2 separate regions of the Homo sapiens genome follow, and region 2 is linked to region 1. Evidence: read pairs that join two places in POLR2A ChIA-PET (ENCODE). Cell type or tissue: GM12878. All regions are shown on one strand. Links, peaks and the distances in the headings refer to the core of each region. The heading gives the core; the rest is flanking DNA. Region 1 overlaps ZNF341 (zinc finger protein 341). Region 2 has its middle 65 kb from the start of CHMP4B.

Evidence for each region. ChIA-PET counts read pairs that join two places held together with the same protein. Peaks named below come from ENCODE experiments on the same cell type or tissue, not always from the same donor. Only the 100,000 strongest peaks of a DNase experiment are listed, where the experiment ranks them.
Region 2: POLR2A ChIA-PET joins it to region 1 with 5 read pairs; 2 of 35 experiments call an interaction of 5 or more read pairs at or near these places.

What each region holds. Positions count from the first base shown.
Region 1 is chr20:33,753,551-33,764,769 of GRCh38, reverse strand. It overlaps ZNF341 (zinc finger protein 341), which reads right to left. Exons shown (of 15, transcript NM_001282933.2): 6 at 7,427-7,622; 7 at 5,964-6,054; 8 at 2,715-2,908. Among named protein-coding and RNA genes, the nearest start is that of ZNF341, 27 kb to the right of the region's middle. RefSeq lists an enhancer at 2,884-3,385. In GM12878, for the core only: no CTCF peak of the experiment used is centred there; no DNase peak of the experiment used is centred there.
Region 2 is chr20:33,870,885-33,882,103 of GRCh38, reverse strand. No RefSeq gene overlaps it. Among named protein-coding and RNA genes, the nearest start is that of CHMP4B, 65 kb to the right of the region's middle. RefSeq lists an enhancer at 10,842-11,219. In GM12878, for the core only: no CTCF peak of the experiment used is centred there; a DNase peak (open chromatin) is centred at 6,829.

The DNA.
Region 1 (11,219 bases), core at 8,581-11,080:
ATACCTGCTGGATTTCAAAAATTTATTAAAAAAAGAATATAAAGTATATTCAATCTTTATATTATATGTTAAAATAATAATGTTAATATATCGGGTTAAATACCAGGAGGTGGAGGTTGCATTGAGCCAAGATCGCACCACTGCACTCCAGCCTGGGCGACAGAGCAAGACTCCATCTCAAAAAAAAAAAAAAAAAAAAAAAAAAAAATATATATATATATATATACACATACACACACACACATATATATACATATATATATACACACACATATATATATACACACATACACATATATGGTTAAATAAGATATATAATTAAAATTAATTTGATCTTTTTAAAAATTGCTTTTAATGTAGCTACTAGAAAATTTTATTTCATTTATTTATTTAAGATTATTTTTGCCATTAAAGACAGAACTTTTTGTTTAAATAGAGATGGGGGCCAGGCGCAGTGGCTCACGCCTGTAATCCCAGCACTTTGGGAGGCCGAGGTGAGTGGATCACGAGGTCAGGAGATGGAGACCATCCTGGCTAACACAGTGAAACACCGTTCTCTACTAAAAATACAAAAAAAATTAGCCGGGCATGGTGGCGGGAGCCTGTAGTCCCAGCTACTCGGGAGGCTGAGGCAGGAAAATGGCGTGAACCCAGGAGGCGGAGCTTGCAGTGAGCTGAGATCGCGCCACTGCACTCCAGCCTGGGCAACAGAGTGAGACTCCGTCTCAGAAAAAAAAAAAAAAAAAAAAGAGAGAGATGGGTTTTACCATATTGCCCAGGCTGATCTTGAACTCCTGAGCTCAAAAGATCCTCTCACCTCAGCCTCCCAAAGTGCTGGGATTACAGGCGTGAGCCACCATGCCCGGCTGAACATTTTAAATTACATATGTTGTTCATACTATATTTCTGTTGGGCAGCGCTGCTCTAAACCTAGTAAGTTCTCAGTCCTCATGCAAGAAAGAAACTAAATCAATATCAGGGATAGGAGCATTAGCTCAGGGACAAATGATGAGAATCCCACATGTATAAAGAGCTTTGGAGACCAACTAACCTTGGAGGTCAAATAGCTTTCAACTTCTGATCAACTACAGTGACTGCCTGGAGCAACATATAGAAAACAGATTCTGAGCAGGGATGGTGAGGGAAGGCAAGGGTTGAAAAACTACGTGTTAGCCAGGCATGGTGGCTCACGTCCGTAATCTCAGCACTTTGGGAGGCCAAGGTGGGTGGATTACTTGAGGTCAGGAGTTTGAGACCAGCCTGGCCAACATGGTGAAGCCTTGTCTCTACTAAAAATACGAAAATTAGCCAGGTGTGGTAAAGGGCACCTGTATTCCCAGCTACTCGGGAGGCTAAGGCAGGAGGATCACTTGAGCTTGGAAGGCAGCGGTTGCAGTGAGCTGATAGCACTACTGCGCTCCAGCTTGGGTGGCAGAGTGAGACTCTGTCTCAAAAAAAGAAAAACTACCCGTTGGTACAATGTCTAGTATTTGGGTGATGGGTACACTAGAAGCCCAGCCACCACCATTATGCATCTAATACCCATGTAACAAACAAGCACATGTACCCTCTAAATCTAAAATTTTTTAAATGAATGTAACTTAAACATAGAAAAGGTAATGCAGTGTGCTATGATTTTACAATGGCAACAATGTCACTAGATGACAGAAAATTTCCAGCTCCATTATAATTTTATGGGACCACTGTCACATATGCCATCTGTTACTCATGGAAACATCCTTACATAGCATGTGACTGTATTACTATGGTGGCTGTCAAATAGTTATTTTCTAATTTAATCATTATTTCTACTTTTATCAGTTCACATTTTACTATAAGAAAGGGCTTTCTTTAAATGTGGCACATATATACCATAGAATACTATGCAGCCATAAAGAATAATGAGTTCATGTCCTTTGCAGGGACATGGATGAAGCTGGAAACCATCATTCTCAGCAAGCTAACACAGGAACAGAAAACCAAACACCGTATGTTCTCACTCATAGGTGGGAGTTGAACGATGAGAACACATGGACACAGGGAGGGGAACATCACATACCAGGGCCTGTCGGGGGGCTGGGGACAAGGGGAGAGAGAGCCTTAGGACAAATACCGAATGCATGCAGGGCCTAAAACCTAGATGATGGGGTGATACGTGCAGCAAACCACCATGGCACACGTATACCTATGTAACAAACCTGCACGTTCTGCACATGTATCCCAGAACTTAAAGTAAAAATAAAAAAAAAAAGAAAGGGCTTTCTTTTATCCCCTATTTATTTATTCATTCATTTATTTTAACAGTAGGGGATCATAAATTTTTATTTTATAGTAGTCTCCCCTTACTTGCAGTTTTGCTTTCCATGATTTCAATTACCCAAAGTCAATCATGGTCTGAAAATATTAAATGGAAAATTCCAGAAATAACTCATAAGTTAAAAAAAAAAAAAGATTCTGAGGTGAGATCCAGGCTCAGCAAAAAATGGGTAGGTGATTGAATAGTGATGTCTGCCATGGGTACAGTATTAGAGTAATGCCACACATGTTGTATGTTTGTCATCCTTCCTTTCATCTTATGCCACATTTTATAGATAAAGGTAGATTGAAGCCCAGAGAGGTCATGGGGTTTGCCCAAGGTCACACAGCTAGCAATAAAACCTGTGAAGCGGCAGAAGAGAGGTGTGGGAAGCATGGCGTTCCCTACTTCCACCCACCTGTGCTTTCCTCGTCCTCCTGCCTGCTGGGGTTCAGGGCCATGACCTGTACGGTCACAGAGTTTCGAGACACGGTGCCACCACTGTGTCCTGGAGGCCACACCTTGTGGGTCTGCATGTGTTTCTTAACATTAGACTTCTGGGCAAAGGCACGGCCACATGCAATGCACTGGAAGGGCTTCTCACCGGTGTGGCTGTGGAAGACAAGCTTGTCAGTGCCCTCCTGCAGGAACGGGGACGAGGCCTCAGCCCAGGAGCTCACAGCCACAAGGAAGGCCCAGAAAGAACATCCAGATGCCACTTGCCACATTCTGACACCACGGCGACAAGCCCCTTCGCTGAGGCAGGCAGACCAGAGATGGAAAGACCCTGGGTTCCGGGTCACGTTACTGAGCTGCTCATCAACAAACCCTGGAGCCGCCCTCCTCTGACCATCTCATACTGTGACAGAACATTTCCTAATTGTTCAAGCCCATTTAAATGAGGACTTCTGGCCTGGCACAGTAGTTCACGCCAGTAATCCCAGCACTTTGGGAGGCCAAGGCAGGTGGATCACTTGAGGTCAGGAGTTCGAGACCAGCCTGGCCAACATGGTGAAACTCTGTCTGTACTAAAGATAAAAAATTAACTGGGTGTGGTGGTGTGCATCTATAATCCCAGCTACTCAGGAGGCTGAGGCAGGAGAATTGCTTGAACCCAGGAGGCGGAGGTTGCAGTGAGCCAAGATTGCGCCACTGCACTCCAGCCTGGGTGACAGAGTGAGACTCCATCTCATAAATAAATAAATAAATAGGGACTTCTGTCATTTGAAGCAAAAAACATTCAAGTTGTCACAGCACAGCACTTGTACCACAGTTTAACATTTTTCTTCAAATCAACTCACTTTTTTAAAACTTAAAATAATTTTGTGGCTCACGTATGTAATTCTAGCACTTTGGGAATCTGAGGCGGAAGGATCACTTAAGCCCATCAGTTGGAGGTTACAATGAGCTATGATCATGCCACTGCACTCCAGCCTGGATGACAGAGTGAGACCTTGTCTCTAAAAATAAAATAAATGAAAATAAAATAATCTTTAAAAAAGGCTTATTTTTGTTATTCTATGTGGAAAACCACTTATCATAAAGTAAACAAAAAAAAATGCAAGATCTAGAGCTATACTGTCCCATAAGGTAGACATAAGCCATATGGGGCTATTTAAATTTAAATTCAAGCCCAGCATGGTGGCTCACACCTGTAATCCCAGCACTTTGGAAAGCTGAGACGGAAGAATCGCTTGAGCTCAGGAGTTCAAGACCAGCCTGGGCAACATGATGAAACCCTGTTTCTACAAAAAATACAAAAATTAGGTAGGTGTGGTGGAGCGAGCCTGTGGTCTCAGCTACTTAGGAGGCTGAGGTAGAAGGATTGCTTGAGCCTGGGAGGTTGAGGCTGCAGTGAGCTGAGATTGCACCACTGCATTCCAGCCTGGGCAACAGAGCAAGACCCTGTCTCAAAAAACAAAAAAAAATTAAATTCATTAAAATAAAATAAAATACAAAATTCAGTTTCTCAGACTCACTAGCCACATTCCAAGTGCTCAACAGCCATGTATAGTCAGTAGCTACCATATTGGACAGCGCCAGTTTGAGCATTTCTTTTTTGTTGTTTTTTGAGACAGAGTCTCACCCTGTCACCCAGGCTGGAGTGCACTGGCACGATCTCAGCTCACTGCAACCTCTGCCTCCTGGGTTCAAGGGATTCTCCTGTCTCAGCCTCCAGAGTAGCTGGGACTACAAGCACCCGCCACCATGCCCAACTAATTTTTGTATTTTTAGTAGAGACGGGGTTTCACCATGTTGGCCAGGCTGGTCTTGAACTCCTGACCTCAAGTGATCTACCCACCTCAGCCTCCCAAAGTGCTAGGATTACAGGCGTGAGCCACCATGCCCAACCCAATTTGAGCATTTCTATCGCTACAGAAAGTTCTATTGGACAGCGACAGCACTTGTGTAGACCAGTTCTCAACTGAGGCCAGTTTTGCCCTCCAGGGAACATTTGGCATTTTTGATTGTCACAGCTGTAGCTGCAGTACTACTAGCATCTAATAGTTAGAGGCCAGGGATGCTCCTAAACATTCCACGATGTGCAGGTCAGCTCCCTACAGGAAGGAATGATGTGATCCAAGATCCAAAACGTCAGTAGTGGCAAGGCTGAAAAACCCTGGTCTAGATAGAAGCTGTTGCCAGCCATGGCTGGAATGTGAGGTTTGTTCTCTCTCTCTCCCTCTCTCTCTCTCTCTCCCTCTCTCTCTCTCTCCTTTTGTTATAAGAGACGAGCATGTATACCAAAGGTGCTAAAGACCAATTATACCAAATTGAGGTTTTCTCTATGACTTCCTAAGGACTGAAATTGCAAAGGGAATAATTTTCCCACTACATTTTTCAGAACTTTTCAACCCCATATTCATGAACCACCAAAAATCATCTCATCGGCCAGGCACGGTGGCTCACACCTGTAATTCCAGTACTTTGGGAGGCCGAGGCGGGTGGATCACCTGAGGTTGGGAGTTCAAGACCAGCCTGACCAACATGGAGAAACCCCATCTCTACCAAAAATACAAAATTAGCCGGGCGTGGTGGCGCATGCCTGTAATCCAAGCTACTCGGGAGGCTGAGGCAGTGGAATCACATGAACCCAGGAGTCAGAGGTTGCAGTGAGCCGAGATTGCACCATTGCACTCCAGCCTGGGCAACAAGAGTGAAACTCAGTCTCAAAAAAAATCATCTCATGTACCAGTGCATTTCACTGTGTGAGAAATGAACAAGCCCAGCCTCCCCTTCCACAGATGGAAAAACCAAGGCCCAGAAGGGATCCCTGCATGGTTAGTCTGGAGTGAGCAGAGAGCTCACAGAGTCCTATTTGCAGAGTATGGCAGCCCTGGTAGGCCAGCCTGTTCTGCAGAGGGGAGGCCTAAGACAGCACTAACACATCTGTGAAACCCCTCTGGGTTCAGTGCTTTTCTTCCCCTACACGGCCCATCCCTGACCTTCCCAGTCTCTATGGGCAGGTCCCACAGCTTTCACAGGTCCCTCCCACAGCCTCTGAGATAGAAGAGGGAAAACCACCCGACCTGGACTACAGCCTGAACATGCAAGTGCAGCCTGGGTCACCCCACAGGCTAGGGGCTGAGAAGGGAGTCTCGCTTCCAGCACAGATGGTCCCAGCCACACCTGCCCAGGAGCCACCTGCCTCACCACGCATGTGTACCTTCGGATGTGCTGCTGCAGGTCAAAGTTTTTGGTGAATGACTTGTCACAGTATGAGCACTTGAGTTTCTGAGCCTTTGGCTTCCCTGCAGCTGAAAGACAAGTGGAAGGAGGGGACAATGAGGCTGGGGGTGCAGCTCAGGGCACCAAGGGCAGCCTCTGACTACTGTATCTGAGCCAGACAATCCATACCCCAGGGAAGTCTATGCCCATACACAGGCCAGGGAGGAGACATGGGAGAGCTTCACAGGGCCTGGAGAGGAAAGCCCAGGACATGCTCCAGCTGGGAAAGCAAGATGAATCCTTCAAAGGCTCCCCTCTGCCCTACAATCAAATCCACGCTCTTTGCCATGGCCCACAGCACTCTGTATCCCCTTACTCCTGACAACCTCATCATTCTCTCCATCCAGCTGCAGTGGACTCCTAGCTAACCTTGCTAACCTTAAAAGACTTCAAGCATGTTCCTGCCTCCGGGCCTTTGCACCTGCTGTTCCCCCTTGCCTGGAATGCTTGTCCCACAGATACCCACAAGGCTGCTTCCTTCTCCTCCCACATGAATAGGTAGAATCATTTTCCAGCCTCTCCCTAGTTATTCTCAATCATAAGACCCATTAACCTCCTTCCTGGAGCAACCCAGAAATATTTATTTATTTATTCCCTGTCTGTCTCTTCCATTAAACTGAAGGCAGAAGGAATCATAGACCAAGAGACTAGATTCCAGTGCCTGACATGGGGCCTGGCACACAGATGCTCAATACATCATTGTGGAAGGAAGGAAGGGGAGGAGTAGTTGACTGGAAAGCCACTGAAAAATTCTCAATTTCTATCCTCTCCATCTGCTGCCTGCTCTGACACCACCTCCCACCCCATACTTAGCATCTGCATTAGGATGGCAGATACTACTGCTTGCCTAATATCCACTCTCTCCTTCTTCACTCCTCACAAATCCCATAATGGGAATATCAATGTCCCTAGCCAAAATAGACACTTCCCAGCTTCTCTTGCAGCTAGGTATGGCCATGTGACTAAGTTTTCATCAATGAGATATGAGCAAAAATATCAAACAGAACTTCTAGAAGCTGGGAGAAGCCCCTTTTATCCTTCTCTTTCCCTTCTTCTTACTGCCTGGAATATTAAAGTGATGACTGGAGCTCCAGCAGCCATCTTAGACAATGAGGCACCAGGATAACTGATACCATGTTCTGGAGGTGGTGGAAACAGAAAGACAGAAGAAACGAGGGTGCCTGGTGCCCATGCAGTCACATGATCCCCAGATTGTCTGGCTTCTGGCCTTGACTTACACAGGAGAGAAACAAAATTCTATCATTTTGAAGTCATTGATATTTTGAATTTTCTATTACATGCAACCAAACTTGAACAACCATAAAAGGGAAGACCAGAACCAAGTAGCTTGTGGATTGGCCAATGTTGAGGAAAGATGCCCATGGCAGGCTGGGGGCCCACCTTCCGGGAGTCCCCTGGCACCTTTAGCTCGTCGGGTCTTCAGCGTTGCTGGAGAGTCAAAGGTGGCCACCGTGCCCCCGGTGGCGCTGGTCATGGGGGCGGCGGGGTTTGGTCCTTTGGGTTTGAATCCCTGTTTGCCAGGGCTGTACACTGTGGGGGTGGGATATACTGGAGGCTCCACACACTGGTTTGGCACCTAGGAGGACAACACAGTCAGGGAAAAAGCCCTGCCAGGGAAGGGGAAGAGCTCCCAGCCAGGGGCACTCTCCCTGCCTCCCTGATTGACCTCAGCCGCTCTCCCCTACATCACCATCACAGCCCCTCCACCTGGCCCGGTCACCCAAGCCACTCCCAAGCTCCCTTAGAACTTCATGAAGCCAGGAGGCCAGAACAGCTATGGAGCCAGGCTGCCTGGATTCAAATCTTGACTCTTCCACTTAGCACCGAAGTGACCTTAGGCATCTTTTTAATTTCTCTGTCTCAGTTTCCACATCTGTAAAATGGGACTCATCATAGTACCCCTCTCATGCGGTTACTGTGAAGATTAAATGAAGCAACATATAAAGGGCTTAGAACAGTGACTGGCATAGAGTGAGCATGCAATACACATTAGCTGTTATTATTTGCCCTGTCTATTCTTATCAGTGGTACTTTGCTAGCATTAAGAGAACTAGGTGGCTGAGCCTGGTGGCTCACACCTGTAATCCCAGCACTTTGGGAGACCAAGGTGGGCAGATCACCTAAGGTCAGGAGTTTGAGACCAGCCTGGCCAACATGGTGAAACCCCATCTCTACTAAAAATACAAAAATTAAGTCAGGCATGGTGGTGTGTGCCTGTAATCCCAGCTACTCAGGAGGCTAAGGCAGGAGAATCACTTGAGCCTGGGAGGCGGAGGTTGCAGTGGGCCGAGATCGCGCCACTGCACTCCAGCCTGGGCGATGGAGTGAGACTCTGTCTCAAAAAAAAAAAAAAAAGAGAGAGAGAGAACCAGGAAGTCAGAGGGGTCTGTGCTCCCCCAGCTGCTCCACTTCCTGACTGACACTACCCAATGCCAGAGTAGCAGGCTTCTCTTCACTGAGAACTGAAGCCACGAGAAATTACCAAATGAATTCTGAGGCATTCAGATTTTTCTTGCTCTATTGTCCAGGCTGGAATGCAATGATGTGATCTCGGCTCACTGCAGCCTTGACCTCCCAGGCTCAAGCAACCCTCCCGCCTCACCCCACCAAATAGCTGGGATAACAGGCACACACCACCATGCCCAGATAATTTTTGTGTAATTTGTAGAGACAAGATTTCACCATGTTGCCCAAGCTGGACTCAAACTCCTGAGCTTAAGTGATCCACCCACCTCGGGCTCCCAAAGTGCAGGGATTACAGGCGTGAGCCCCTGTGCCTGGCCTATTCATCATCCATTGGTCTTCCTGAGGTGTCCTATCCAAAATCTCTGGCCAGGCACGATGGCTCATGCCTGTAATTCCAGCACTTTGGCAGGCCGAGGAAGGAGGATCACTTGAGCACAAGAGTTTGAGACTAGCCTGGGCAACATAGGGAGATCTCATCTCCACAAAACATTAAAAAAATTAGATGGGCATGGTGGTGCATGCCTGTAGTCCCAGTTACTCAGGAGGCTGAGGTGGGAGAATCATCTGAGCCTGGGAGATCGAGACTGTGGTGAGCCGTGATCATGCCATTGCACTCCAGCCTGGGTGACAGAGCAAGACTCAGTCTCAAAAAAAAAAAAAAAAAAAGAATTCAACTCAGCAAAAAGCCCAAAGTTGAAAAAATATTTCAGACAAATATAAATAAATAGAAAGCTACAGTTGGAGTAATAAAATCAGACAAAGCTGAAAAAAAGGTACAAAAAAAATTATAAAATCTGGCCGGGTATGGTGGCTCATGCCTGTAATCCCAGCACTCTGGGAGGCTGAGGTGAGAGGATCACTTGAGGCCAGGAGATGGAGACCAACCTGGGCTAAAGTGAGACCCCTATCTCTAATTTAGAAAAGAAAAAACATCCCTCTGCAGAAATACCTTGCCTGGTTTCTATTTTCCTGACCAAACCCTGACCAATACAGCACTCAATAAATACTTGTTGGGACGGGTGTGGTGGCTCATGCCTGTAATCCCAGCACTTTGGGAGGCCAAGGCAGGCAGATCACCTGAGGCCAGGAGTTCGAGACCAGCCTGGCCATCATGGTGAAACCCGTTTCTACTAAAAATACAAAAAAAATTAGTTGGGCGTGGTAGCTCATACCTGTAATACCAGCTACTTGGGAGGCTGAGGCACGAGAATCGCTTGAACCTGAGAGGTGGAGGTTGCAGTGAGCCGAGATCACACCACTGCACTCCAACCTGGGCGATAGAGTGAGACTCTGTCTCAAATAAATAAATAAATACTTGTCACGTGAATAAATTCAGCCATCACTCAAGGCATTACTGAGTAATTAATGTGACTGCCACTGGCATAGGCTCTTATTATCCTCAACAGCTTTTCAGGAGAGTTCCCATTTTAGAGGAGCGCAGACTGAGGTCAGACAGTCCAATGTAAGATATCTACTCTAGGAGTGCTCTGCTAGGTGCTAAGGATGCAAAGTCTAGTAAGACTCAGACCCTGCCCTCAAATACCCTCATCTACATGGAAAATCAACAGCAGCAGCTCCTTCTGTGCTGGTCCTCTCTGGGCTGGTCCCCTCTGACTACCACAAGCCACCAGCATTATCTCAGCATCCCACTAACTTAACTTTTTCTCAATGCAATAAATTCCCTAGAGAAGCTTGTTCTATTCTCCCAGGGTAGGGCAAATCCCCTCGCAGCCCCTCAGAACATCACGTGAATGCCTCGTGGTGGGATCTTCCCACTGGTCTGGGCTCTCTTTACATAAAGAGACTACCTGACAGGGGATGTCTGTGGCTGGATTCTATGGTGAGTCTGAGTTAGTGTGATTTCTAGTGCAGGTGGGTTGTTTCTGTCATAACCATACCCTCTAGCACTGGTGTCTTGGAAGGTTCTATGAACTCAGTGCATTTCAAGTAGATGGCCTATAACTTAGAGCTCATTGGCAGGGAATTAGTATGGTACATTGATTGTATTATGGCACCAATTCTTTGCCCCTCCCTGTACCCAAGCCTTTGCAGTGTGACTCTGCAGTTCCTCCCATCAAGAGGTGGCATCTATTTCCCTACCTGCGCTATCTAAGCTGGACTTGTGATCTGCTTTGGCCAATAGAAGTGATTCTGTGTTACTTACAAGCCTAAACCTCAAAAGGCCTTGGGCATTTCTGTCTGCATTTTTGCACCTCCACCATGGCCATGAGAACCTAGTGGAGGATGAGAGTCACGCAGAACAGAGCTGAGTCACCCCACTTGTCCCAGCCCAGGCCATCCTAGAGCAGCTGACAGCCAGCCAACGTTCAGACATATGAGTGAGCCCAGCCAAGATCCGCAGTTGTCTAGCTGACCACTGTAAACACGTGAATAATAAACACTTTTGGTATATGCCACTGATGCCTGATGGATATTTCTTACCCAGCAATAGCTAACTGATACACCTAGCTTATTAAAAACTGTAAGAGACACTCAGGCAGATAATTTTTTTGAATCTTTTTTCTTTTTTTTGCCTGAAAAGGTAGGCATTCTCTGACTGTTCTGAGCATTACCTGCAGGCAGCTTATATTTCTGCTACAACCTGTACTCCATTCCACCTTCTCATGGCTTGCATCTTACATCTGTGGGTGTGATGCTTTGATTAAAGTCCTTCTCCCCTGTGATGTGGTACACCCCATGAAGGCCA
Region 2 (11,219 bases), core at 5,866-8,365, 120 kb before region 1:
GCAGGCTCAGTGCAATCGAATCCAGGCTGTGTAAATCACCACACCTCTCCAGGCTGTGATTTCCTCACCAAAATGGGGATCATGTTTTATGTGGCAGACATTGCATGTTAACAACTCTACACCCACTTGCTCTACTTCTTTAGGAGGAGAATCACATTTGTTTTCAGGATGGGGAGGAAAGGTACCACTGAAAAAACTCACTCTTCCCGCTTCCCTTGGAGCAGAGGCCACTATGTGGCAAGAGATAACACATAAGGCCGGGCGCGTTGGCTTGTGGCTGTAGTTTCAACACTTTTGTAGGCAGACGCAGGAGGATCGCTTGAGCTCAGGAGTTTGAGACCAGCCTGGGCAACATAGCGTGACCTGTCTCTACAAAAAAAAAAAAAAAAATTTCCGGGTGCGGTGGCTCATGCCTGTAATCTCAGCACTTTGGGAGGCCGAGGTCAGTAGATCACCTGAGGTCGGGAGTTCAAGACCAGCCTGACCAACATGGTGAAACCCTGTCTTTACTAAAAATACAAAATTAGCCGGGCGTGGTGGCACATACCTGTAATCCCAGCTACTCGGGAGGCTGAGGCAGGAGAATCGCTTGAACCCAAGAGGCAGAGGTTGCAGCAAGCTGAGATTTCACCATTGCACTCCAGCCTGGACAACAAGAGTGAAACTGTCTCAAAAAAAAAAAAAAAATTAAGTTAGCCAGGTGTGGTGGCACACACCTGTAGTCCCAGCTACTCAGGAGGCCGAGGTAGGAGGTTCACTTGAGCCTGGGAGGTTGAGGTTGCAGTGAGCTGTAATCACACCACTGCACTCCAGCCTGGGTGATGGAGTGAGACCCTGTCTCAAAACAAAGAAGCAAACAAAAGACAGAAGACATGGGGCATTTGGAGATGAGATGCCTGGAAGTGCAACAAGAGGGTTAAAGCCGCACCCCAAGGGTGCTAAAATGTGAAGATCAAAGGTGTCCAAGTCCCTGGCAGCTTCATGGAGCCACTAAGTCACCTGGGGCTGCCATATCCAGACTTCTGAATGGCACTGGGGTTTGAATGCCTCTGTGAGGACGAAAGACAAGGCTCCTGGCCCTGTGAGAGCCCTCCAGCTGAAACTAGGCTCCCTACATCAGGAAAAAGCTGGAAGTCAGCTGTTTCTTCTTGGGACTGGAAAAACTGCCCAATAACCTTGGGCTGCAGCCTAGAAGTGGGTGTCTTGCCCTGGGCCATAGAAAAAAAAAAGTCACCCAAGATAAACTGAAAAAACAAACAAAGCAAAAAGAAAGAGAGAAACTCAATAGGTGGGTTTGACAGTAGTCTGTCATATTCATTTACTGGCCCTGTCATAATAAAACAGTAGAGTGGCTTAAGCAACAGCAATCTATTAACTTTCAGTTCTGGAGGCTAGAAGTCCCAGATCAGGGTGCTGGTGTTTGGTTTTATCGGAGGTCTTGCTCTTTGGCTTGCAGACGGCCACCTCCTTGCTGTGTCCTCACATGGTCTCCCTTGCGCATGCTCATCCTTCCTGCCCCTTGGTGCATCCACATTTCCTCTTATAGGGACACCAGTCAGATTGCATTAGGGGCCACCCTGATAGCCTCATTTTAACTTAGTCACCTCTTCAAAGACCCTATCTCCAATATAATCACACTCAGAAGTATTGGGGGCTATAGAACACCTATCAGAGGTGTTCGCCCAGAATACAGCACAGAGAGAGATAAAGAAATGTGAAACATAAAGGGGAAGTTAAGATGGAGGATGAAATGAAATGATCCATTATATATCTAATAGGATGTACAACAGGAATAGGAATTCCAATAAGAGACAGTAAAGAGGATGTGGGAAAAGCAATAAAGGAAACTATAATAGGGGCCAGGCATGGCCCAGAACTTTGGGAGGCTGAGGCAGGCAGATCACTTGAGGTTAGGAGTTCGAGACCAGCCTGGCCAACATGATGAAACCCTGTCTTTACTAAAAAATACAAAAATTAGCCAGGTATGGTGGCGGGCACCTGTAATCCCCGCTACTCAGGAGGCTGAGACAGGAGGCGGAGGTTGCAGAGAGCTGAGATCACACCACTGCATTCCAACCTGGGTGACAGAGTGAGACTCTGTCTCAAAAAAATAAAATAAAATAAAATAAAATATAGTAAAATATAATATATAAGAATTTTTCAAATTGAAGAAAGCACTGTCTTCACAGAGAAAAGCCATAGTTCAGAGTGGGATAAAAATAAATCTAGGCTGAGTGCAGTGGCTCAAACATGTAATCTCAGCACTTTGGGAGGCCAAGGCAAGAGGATCACTTGAGTCCAGGAGTTCAAGACCAGCCTGGACAATATAGGGAGACTCTGTCTCTACAAATAATTTTAAAATTAGCTGGGTGTGGTGGCATGTGCCTGTGGTCCCAGCTACTTGGGAGGCTGAGGCAGGAGGATTACCCGAGTTCAGGAGGTCAAGGCTGCAGTGAACTATGATTATGCCACTGCGATCCAGTCTGGGTGACAGAGCCAGATCTTGTCTCAAAAATAAACAAATAAATAAAATCTACGCTTAGGCATGTCTAATTGCACTTGGACAACTTTAAGGGTAAAGAGAAAACTTTTGAAGCTGCCAGAAGGGTGGGAAAGACAGATTCCTTTCAAAGAAACAATTAGACTAAAAAATAGACTTCTAATTAGCAACAATAGGAGCCAGAAAGGAGTAGACTAATATCTCCAAACACAGTGAAAAAATACTTGTCAGCCTAGAATTCTATACCTAGCTAAACTGTCACTGAAGAGTGAGATCAAAACATATTTCCAGGTTGGGCGTGGTGGCTCATGCCTGTAATCCCAGCACTTTGGGAGGCTGAGGTGGGTGGATCACTTGAGGCCAGAAGTTCAAGACCAGCCTGGCCAACAAGTCGAGACCCTGTCTCTGCTAAAAATACAAAAATTAGCTGGGTGTGGTGGTGCACACCTATAGTCCCAGCTACTCAGGAGGCTGAGGCATGAAAATAGCTTGAACCCAGTGGGTGGAGGTTGTGCCACTGCCCTCCAGCCTGGACAATAGAGCAAGACTCTGTCTCAAAAAAAAAAAAAAAAATATATATATATATATATATTTCCAGATATACATGATTTAGAGTTTACTACCCACAGGCCCTCACCAAAAGATTAAAGGATGTGCTTCAACAAGAAGGAAAATGATTAAAGAGATAGAGAAGTGAATCCCATCTTGGTCATGTTATTTGAGTCTTTGATCAAGTTCAACCTGAAGATACTCCTGAACTTTTCAGTTTCAGGTGCCCACAAAGTCCCAATTCATTGAGGGACGGGGAATGAGTTATAATGTTCTCTCATTTTCAACCAAAAGAGCCCTGATTGACACCACAGCTTTCCCATAGATGCTAACTAAATCAGTAAGATCGGTTCCCCCAGCTTGTTGTTTGAAAGAGGTAAATAAATATGTGTTAAATAAATGAAACATGGTCCCTGTCTTTGTGAATCATGGAATCTCATAACTATTGATCAGGAGAGTTCTGAAGACATTGAATCTTGGACTCTGTCCCCACCTGTGACATCCTAGTTTATCTGGTCTTTGGACCAAGACCCAGCCCATCTAATGAGATTTCCTTCCTGTTTGTAATCCCCACACCACCACCAGCACCACCACCACCACCATCACACACACACACACACACACACACACACACACACACACACTCCTATTAAGCTCACTGTCCCTCCGGGGCCTGTGCCCACGACACCCTCACAACCCCTTCTCTGTTCCCTAGCGCCACCTTGAACACTTGCCAGGATACGGCTCCCAGCACTGCAGTGTGGTTGGTGAGCAACAGCAGAACACCCACGTGGCTTTTATTCCTCGAGCATCCCACTGACATGTGCCATGTAGTGTCAGATTTGGGGGTGACTTTAGGCAGGTGGAAGCAGACTGGGAAAATGAGGTGGCTGAACTTGATCTCTCCAAGGGTCTTACAGCCACAGTGAAGGGAGCCATCAAAGAGCTGGGTCTCCCAGTTCCCCACCTCAAATAGAGTCGGTCCCTCATGGTTTCTCTTATATATCTGGCTTTGATGTAAGATATTCCTTGGAGAAAGGGCTCTGTAACAAGTTTTGTTTTTGTTTTTGTTTTTTTGAGACACAGTCTCACTCTGTCACCCAGGCTGGAGTGCAGTGGTGCAATCATGGCTCACTGCAGCCTCGACCTCCCAGGCTCAAGTGATCATCAGACCTCAGCCTCCTGAGTAGCTGGGACTACAGGCACGCACCACCATACTAAGCTAATGTTATTTATTTATTTTTTTTTGAAGAGACAGGGTTTCACCATGTTGCCCAGACTGGTCTCAAATTCCTTAGCTCAAACAATCCGCCCACCTTAGCCTCCCAAAACTCTGGGATTACAGGCATAAGTCATGGTGCCTGGCCTATAACAAGTTTTAAAGATAAATTTGGAGCTGGCTATGGTGGCACACAACTGTAGTCCCAGCTACTTGGGAGGCTGAGGCAGGAGGATTATTTGAGAACAGGAGTTCCAGGCTGCAGTGAGCTATGATCAAACCACTGTGCTCCAGCCTGGTCAACAAGCAAGACCCCATCTCTCTTTTTTTTTTTTTTTAGACGGAATTTTGCTCTGTCCCCCAGGCTGGAGTGCAGTGATGCAAACTCGGCTCACTGCAAGCTCCACCTCCCGGGTTCACGCCATTCTCCTGCCTCAGCCTCCCAAGTAGCTGGGACTACAAGGCGCCCGCCACCATGCCCGGCTAATGTTTGTATTTTTAGTAGAGACGGGGTTTCACCGTGTTGGCCAGGATGGTCTCGATCTCCTGACCTTGTGATTCACCCACCTCGGCCTCCCGAAGTGCTGGGATTACAGGCGTGAGCCACCGCGCCAGGCTGCGAGACCCCAACTCTTAAAAAAAAAAAAAAGTTTTGAAAACACCCAGAGTAGATGAAATCTTAAGATCCCATGCAATTCAGTGCTCCACGATCCCTCTGAAAGTGTAGAGACCAGAGAGTGATGGCAGAGACCTTGGGCATCCCAGAGGCCCACCGCTCCCCGTGGAAGACATCTTAGGAAGATGTCTTCTGCCCGCCCTGCTCCAGACAGATTCACCCCGCACCTTTGCAAGGGAAGAAGTCAGTGTAGCGTCCCGCTGCCCTCCTCACTGGGCTCCATGGGAGTATTCGGGCCCAGGCTTGGTGAGATGACCTGGAATAGCTCATCGTGCCTGGGAGCCCCCATTTCCCCTAATGGGCTCATCAGCACAGGCTCCAGCACCATGTATCCTGTTGGCTGAATCAGGCAGTCAGTTTCCAGAGCCCTGAGCTCAGCAGTGGGTGGGGGCTGCGAATTAGGACTCTAACCCAGAGGAGGTTGATGGACTCGTCGCCGTTTGTAAGCCGGAGCACAGGGTGTTTGGTCCGTCCAGCGCCCCCACAACTGCCACTCTTGCGGTCAGACAGACGTCTTCTGGGAGGCAAGTCCAGTTGGCCCCTCGGTGAGAGCGCAGGAGAAGCAGGCAGGCCCGTCCCTGGGAGACCGCCAGAGAAAGCCTGCAGGCATTGAAAGTCCCCAACTCGGCCGGGCGCGGTGGCTCACTGCACCCGCGGTGGTGATCCCAGCACTTTGGGAGGCCGAGGCAGGCGGATCACGAGGTCAGGAGATCAAAACCATCCTGGCCAACACGGTGAAACCCCGTCTCTAATTAAAAAAAGTACAAAAAATTAGCCAGGCGTGGTGGCGGGCGCCTGCAGTCCCAGCTACTAGGGAGGCTGAGGCAGAAGAATGGCCTGAACCCGGGAGGCGGAGCTTGCAGTGAGCCAATATCGCGCCACTGCACTCCAGCTTGGGCAACAGAGTGAGACTCTGTCTCAAAAAAAAGAAAAAAAGAAGTCCCCACCTCAAAGGCATAGCCCAAGGGCAAGTGGGCAGGGCCCTGGCAGTGTCCACCCAGTGGTGCACAAATGAGGTGGTGGCCTCCAGGACAAGAGGAAACAGGGCCTCCCACTGTCAGGATCCCCTCTCCTTCTCTTCCTTCTTTCCTCTGTGTATTAGTGAGGGTTCTCCAGAGAAACAAAATCAATAGAAGACACGGAAAGGAGACAGCTAGATTTCTCTTAAGGAATTGGCTCACACAGTTGTGGGGGTTTGCAAGTCTGAAATTGGAAGGGCAGGCCCCGGGCTGGAAACTCACGCAGGATTTTATTCTGCAATCTTGAGGCAGAATTTCTTCTCTGGGGAAGCTGATTTGCTCTTGAGGCCTTCAACTGATTGGATGAGGCCCACCTACATTACCAGGGATGATCTCCTTTACTTTGAGTCAATTGATTGTAGATGTTAAGCACAGCTACAGAACACCTGCACAGCAACACCGAGATTTGCATTTAATTGAGTTATAGCCTCGCCAGGCTGATGAGATTTGAGCCTCACACTCTGCTTCTCTTCATGTCCCTAGCCCTCCTGTCTTTGCACAGAAAGGCTTCTCCATGGGGTGAGCGTGGGGGGCATGGTGACCAGTAGCTCTGGGCTCCTGTCTTTCTGACTACATGACCAGAGAGGAAGGGATTCCTCTTCCCTGTCTCCAGTTTAAAAATTCCCAGCAAGGATGGACCCAGGAGTCTGGGTATGAAATGAGATGATGGCATCGTCTGGATCCTAAAGCGGGCGAGGGGGTAGTGGGGAGCGGCCAGGGACGATTCCCCCAGAAGAGAGGAGGAACACACACTCTTGAAAGGAGGAAGTGCCAGTGGCGAAGCAGGACCTGCCCCCACAGGTCTCCTCCTGCAGGCAGGTGAGGCTGCGCCCAGCCTTCCCCTAAATCTCTGCCTGCACCTGCCAGCCTAGACCCAGCTCCTCCCGGCCCCACCACAACCCCATCAAGGAACATGAAGAAGCCTGAAGCCTTCTCACTTCCTTTTTTTTTTGTAGACAGGGTCTCACTCTGTCACCCAGGCTGTAGTGCAGTGGCACAATTATAACTCACTGCAGCCTTGACTCCTGGGCTCAAGCAATCCTCCCACCTCAGCCTCCCAAGTTGTTAGGACTACAGGGGTGCACTACCATGCCCAGTTAATTATTTTTTTATTTTGTAGGCCAGGCACAGTGGCTCACACCTGTAATTCCAGCCCTTTGGGAGGGCTAGGTGGGTGGATCAACCTGAGCTCAGGAGTTCAAGATCAGCCTGGGCAACATGGCGAAACCCCATCTCTACAAAAAATAGAAAAAATTAGCCAGATGTGGTGGTGCATACCTGTGGTCCCTGCTACTTGAGAGGCTGAGGTGGGAGGATCACTTGAGCCTGGGAGGTGGAGATTGCAGTGAGCTGAGATCATGTCACTGCACTCCAGCCTGGATGACAGAGTGAGGCCCTGTCTCAAAAAAAAAAAAAAAAAAATTAGAGTAGGATCTCACTATGTTGCCCAGGCTGGTCTATGAACTCCTAGCCTCAAGTGATCCTCCTGTCTCAGCCTCCCAGAGCACTGGAATTATAGGCATAAGTCACCATGCCCGGCATTTTCCCGCCTCTTAAACACATTCCCCCATCATCGTTGTTTCCAGGGTATCTACTATGGCCTAGATGCTTGACACCCATTTCTCCTTTAATCAATGTCTCCTTAGTCAACAACCCTGGGAGCTTTTACAGAGGAGAAACCCAGAGAGGGGAAGGGACTTGCTCAAAGTCCCTCAGCTATTAAGCTGAGGATCCAAGACTTCGACTCAGAGACACAGAGGAGGAATTTCACACGTCTGTATGAAGCCAAAGCCCAGGACAGAAACTTCTCGCAGAAGCATGCTACTTCTCGCAAACAGCCTTTCTGGAAAAGCAATGAAGATTCGGGGTTTTTTATGATTTGGGCCAGACCTTGGCCCCCCTGGTTGGCTCAGAGGCGAGGCCTGGCTGTGGGGAAGGTATTTGAGAGTGAAGGTGTTTGTGTCCTTCCTCTGCCACGTCCTGGGCTTCCAGCTGCCAGCCACAGCTCTGACAGCAGACTTGCCTAAACCCCCTCATCTAATTAAAAAATAAAATCAAAGAAAGAAAACTTTTTATTACACTCTTCTAATGGTAGAAAATAGTTTCAGGCATAAAAAGGCGCTCAGCTGGCTACTTCCCAGGCATCAAAAATTAACAGCCACTACATTTTATTCCGAGGAATTAATGGAAAATTTTACATGGTGGTGTAAAATGCAGGGGACAAGATGAAGGACATGACTCTTCGTTGAACAGCTCAGTCCCTCGCTTGCAGCAAAGACACTGCTTTGGCCGCCTGCTCTGAGCAGGAACCATGGGTTCACAGGGGGCCAAGTGTGTTATGTGGGGGATGGAGGGGAGAGGTGGGGGGAATTGGCTGCAGCCTCTAGGGAAGCTTCTGAACCTCCCATCTGCACACACCTCTGAACCCTGGCCCCGTCAAGTTGTCATCTTTCCTGCAAGATCCCTTCACCCTGAATGATTGCTGATGGTCAAAACTTCAGACTCAGGGGCAGTAGGCCTGGGTTCTAGCCCTGGTTATGCCTCAGTCTCTCCATCTGTCAAATGGTCACTAGAACTCCAGGATCCTGAATCTCTGAATCCTATGTAAAATAAACTTGGTCTGTATCTTCTCCTAAAAATAGGAGCAAGAGCCTGGGCTTTGAAGCTGGGCAGACCTGGGTTTGAATCCAAGCTCGGCCACTCATCAGTTCCATGGCCTTAGGAGAGTCACCTCTCTGATCCTCAGTCGCCAACTCTGTAAAATGAGGACAATAGGACACCCCTCTGAGGAGGGCTGTGTGATGTAGATAACAGTTTGTCCCACCTTCTCTAGCTCCAGGGGCCCTCAAGTGAACTCCCAGCAACACAGGCCCAAGCTCCTTTTCTCCTTTTCTTGTTTCCACAAAAGAGTTTATCCTGAAACATGCCAGTGAGCAGTGAACACTACAGATGCCTACTGGGGCTAGTGGAGGGGAGGGTTTACATCACTCACTTGACAGCAAACCCCTGACAAGCCCTTTGGACCATGCTGGAAAGAGAAATCAGTTACTCCCTGGGGAGTGGGATGGAGTGGGCAGGGAGCAGAGGGAACTTTTCAGAACATAATGTGAGCATATTTGGGAAAGGCAATGTGCAATTCACTGTTATGTCTGTGCTTTTCCTTTTTTTTCTTTTTTTTTTTTTTGAGACGGAGTCTCGCTCTGTCGCCCAGGCTGGAGTGCAGTGGCATGATCTCGGCTCACTGCAAACTCCGCTTCCCAGGTTCACGCCATTCTCCTGCCCAGCCTCCCGATTAGCTGGGACTACAGGCGCCCCCCACCACGCCCGGCTAATTTTTTGTATTTTTAGTAGAGATGCAGTTTCAGCGTGTTAGCCAAGATGGTCTCGATCTCCTCACCTCGTGATCTGCCTGACTCGGCCTCCCAAAGTGCTGGGATTACAGGCGTGAGCCACCCCGCCCGGCCATCTGTGCTTTTTCTTTAAAATGTTCCTGAATCCAAATTTTAAGTTTCTAAATATATTTATTTTTAAATAATTATTTACATGTTTAATCATATTGGCAATTAAGTTATGCAAGGAGCTGTAAGCTCAGGGTGAAGTCCCCCTCCTCCTCGGCTTCTGTCCACTCCACGGCCTCAGGCGCCCCCTTGCCAGCTGTGTCCTTGCTCCTTCTCCAGCCTGGACCTTTCTCCAGACCACAGGGCCTCCTGGGCATCTCCCCCAATGCCCCACGTCCCACTCGGAGGGTCCAACATTGAGCATAGTGCTCCCCACCCCCACCCCCAACTCCTCCTCTGTGTCTCCACCAGCCACCCAGTCGTGAGCCAGGGTACTGGGCGCCATCCCCGCCACCCCCCTACTCCAATAACCACCCCCATGGATTCCACCTCTAGGACCTCAGTTGAGTCTGTCACCTACTCTCCACATCTGTCGCGCCAACCCTAGTTACCATCTCTTGGCTTACCGCCCCATGCCTGGAGCTTGGGCTCAGCCGGCAGCCTCACTGTTTGAGAGCCCCGCACGCCAGGCTATGTCCTGCTGCGGTACCTCTGCTCACACCACGCCCTCTCCCTGGCCTGCCCTTCCCTCTCTTTATTTCTCCACCTCGTGTGCCCTACCTCATCTCAACCTCACACTTAACTCATTTCTAGACACTCTGTACATCACCTTCTAGCCTGGTTCAAGCAATCAACTGCCTTCGAAAACACGTGATGAGCACCTGATGTCTGCTGGGGACACAGCGCTGAGTCCCTGCCCTCAGGGAGTGCCCAGTCTAATGAAAAAGACAGACACAGACAACTAAAATCCTGTTTTGATGATGCCGGGGTGAAGGGTGCTTACAGGACTGGATAGAAGAACCCCCGACACAGCTGGGGGATCAAGAACAGCTTCCTGGGGGAGGTGGGGTTTCGGTCAGGCCTCATAGGCGGAGGACGTATTCAGCCCACACAGTTGGCAGAGGGCACAGCATTGGTAAAGGCCTGGGGTCACCTAAACAGCCTCAAGAAATCTCCTCCCGGAGGCTCCTTTGCCATAAACCTAGGCTGGGAGCATTTCCAATTCCTTGGAGCACTGCCCAGAGGAAAACTCTCTATGAGGATGAAGATTTATTTATTTGGTTGTAAACTGAAAGCCAGACCAACGCAGGGCATAAAGAGGAGGGACGATAAAGAGCTGGCAAAGGATGGCGCCCTGCAGCCCGGGGACCCTGAGCCCGCTCTCCCCTCTGCCGAGGACAGCGCCCTGCAACCTGGGGACCCTGAGCCGGCCCTCCCCTCTGCCGAGGACAGTATCCTGCAGCCGGGGGACCCTGAGCCGACCTTCCCCTCAGCTCAGTGCTCCTCCAACAAAGGTCCCGTCACAAACACGTAGCAAGCGCCTGCTGTTTACCAGCCCTGTGCCAGGCGCCGGGGATATAGCAGCGAACGAGACAAAGCCCCTGCTATCAACCAGAGATGGACGTGGACCTGGCAGTGACAGGCCAGGGCTGTGCTGAGGCAGCAGGAACCCTGGGGCCTCGAGAACCCAGAGGCAGCCCCTGGCCTGGCCTGGCAGGTGTAGAGGAGCAAGAGAGGGTAGACAGAGACAGCGTCCAGGAGCCAAGGCCAAGTGAGGGAAGAGGGTGTGCAGGATGCCCCCCAGCTGTGCCCTGGGGCCTCTGTGTCCTCAGGGGCCCTGACATGAGACCACCACCATGGCCCTGCTTCTCCCACCCCTCAACTCGCACCCCACGCAGCCACCCCAGACCTCCTGCTG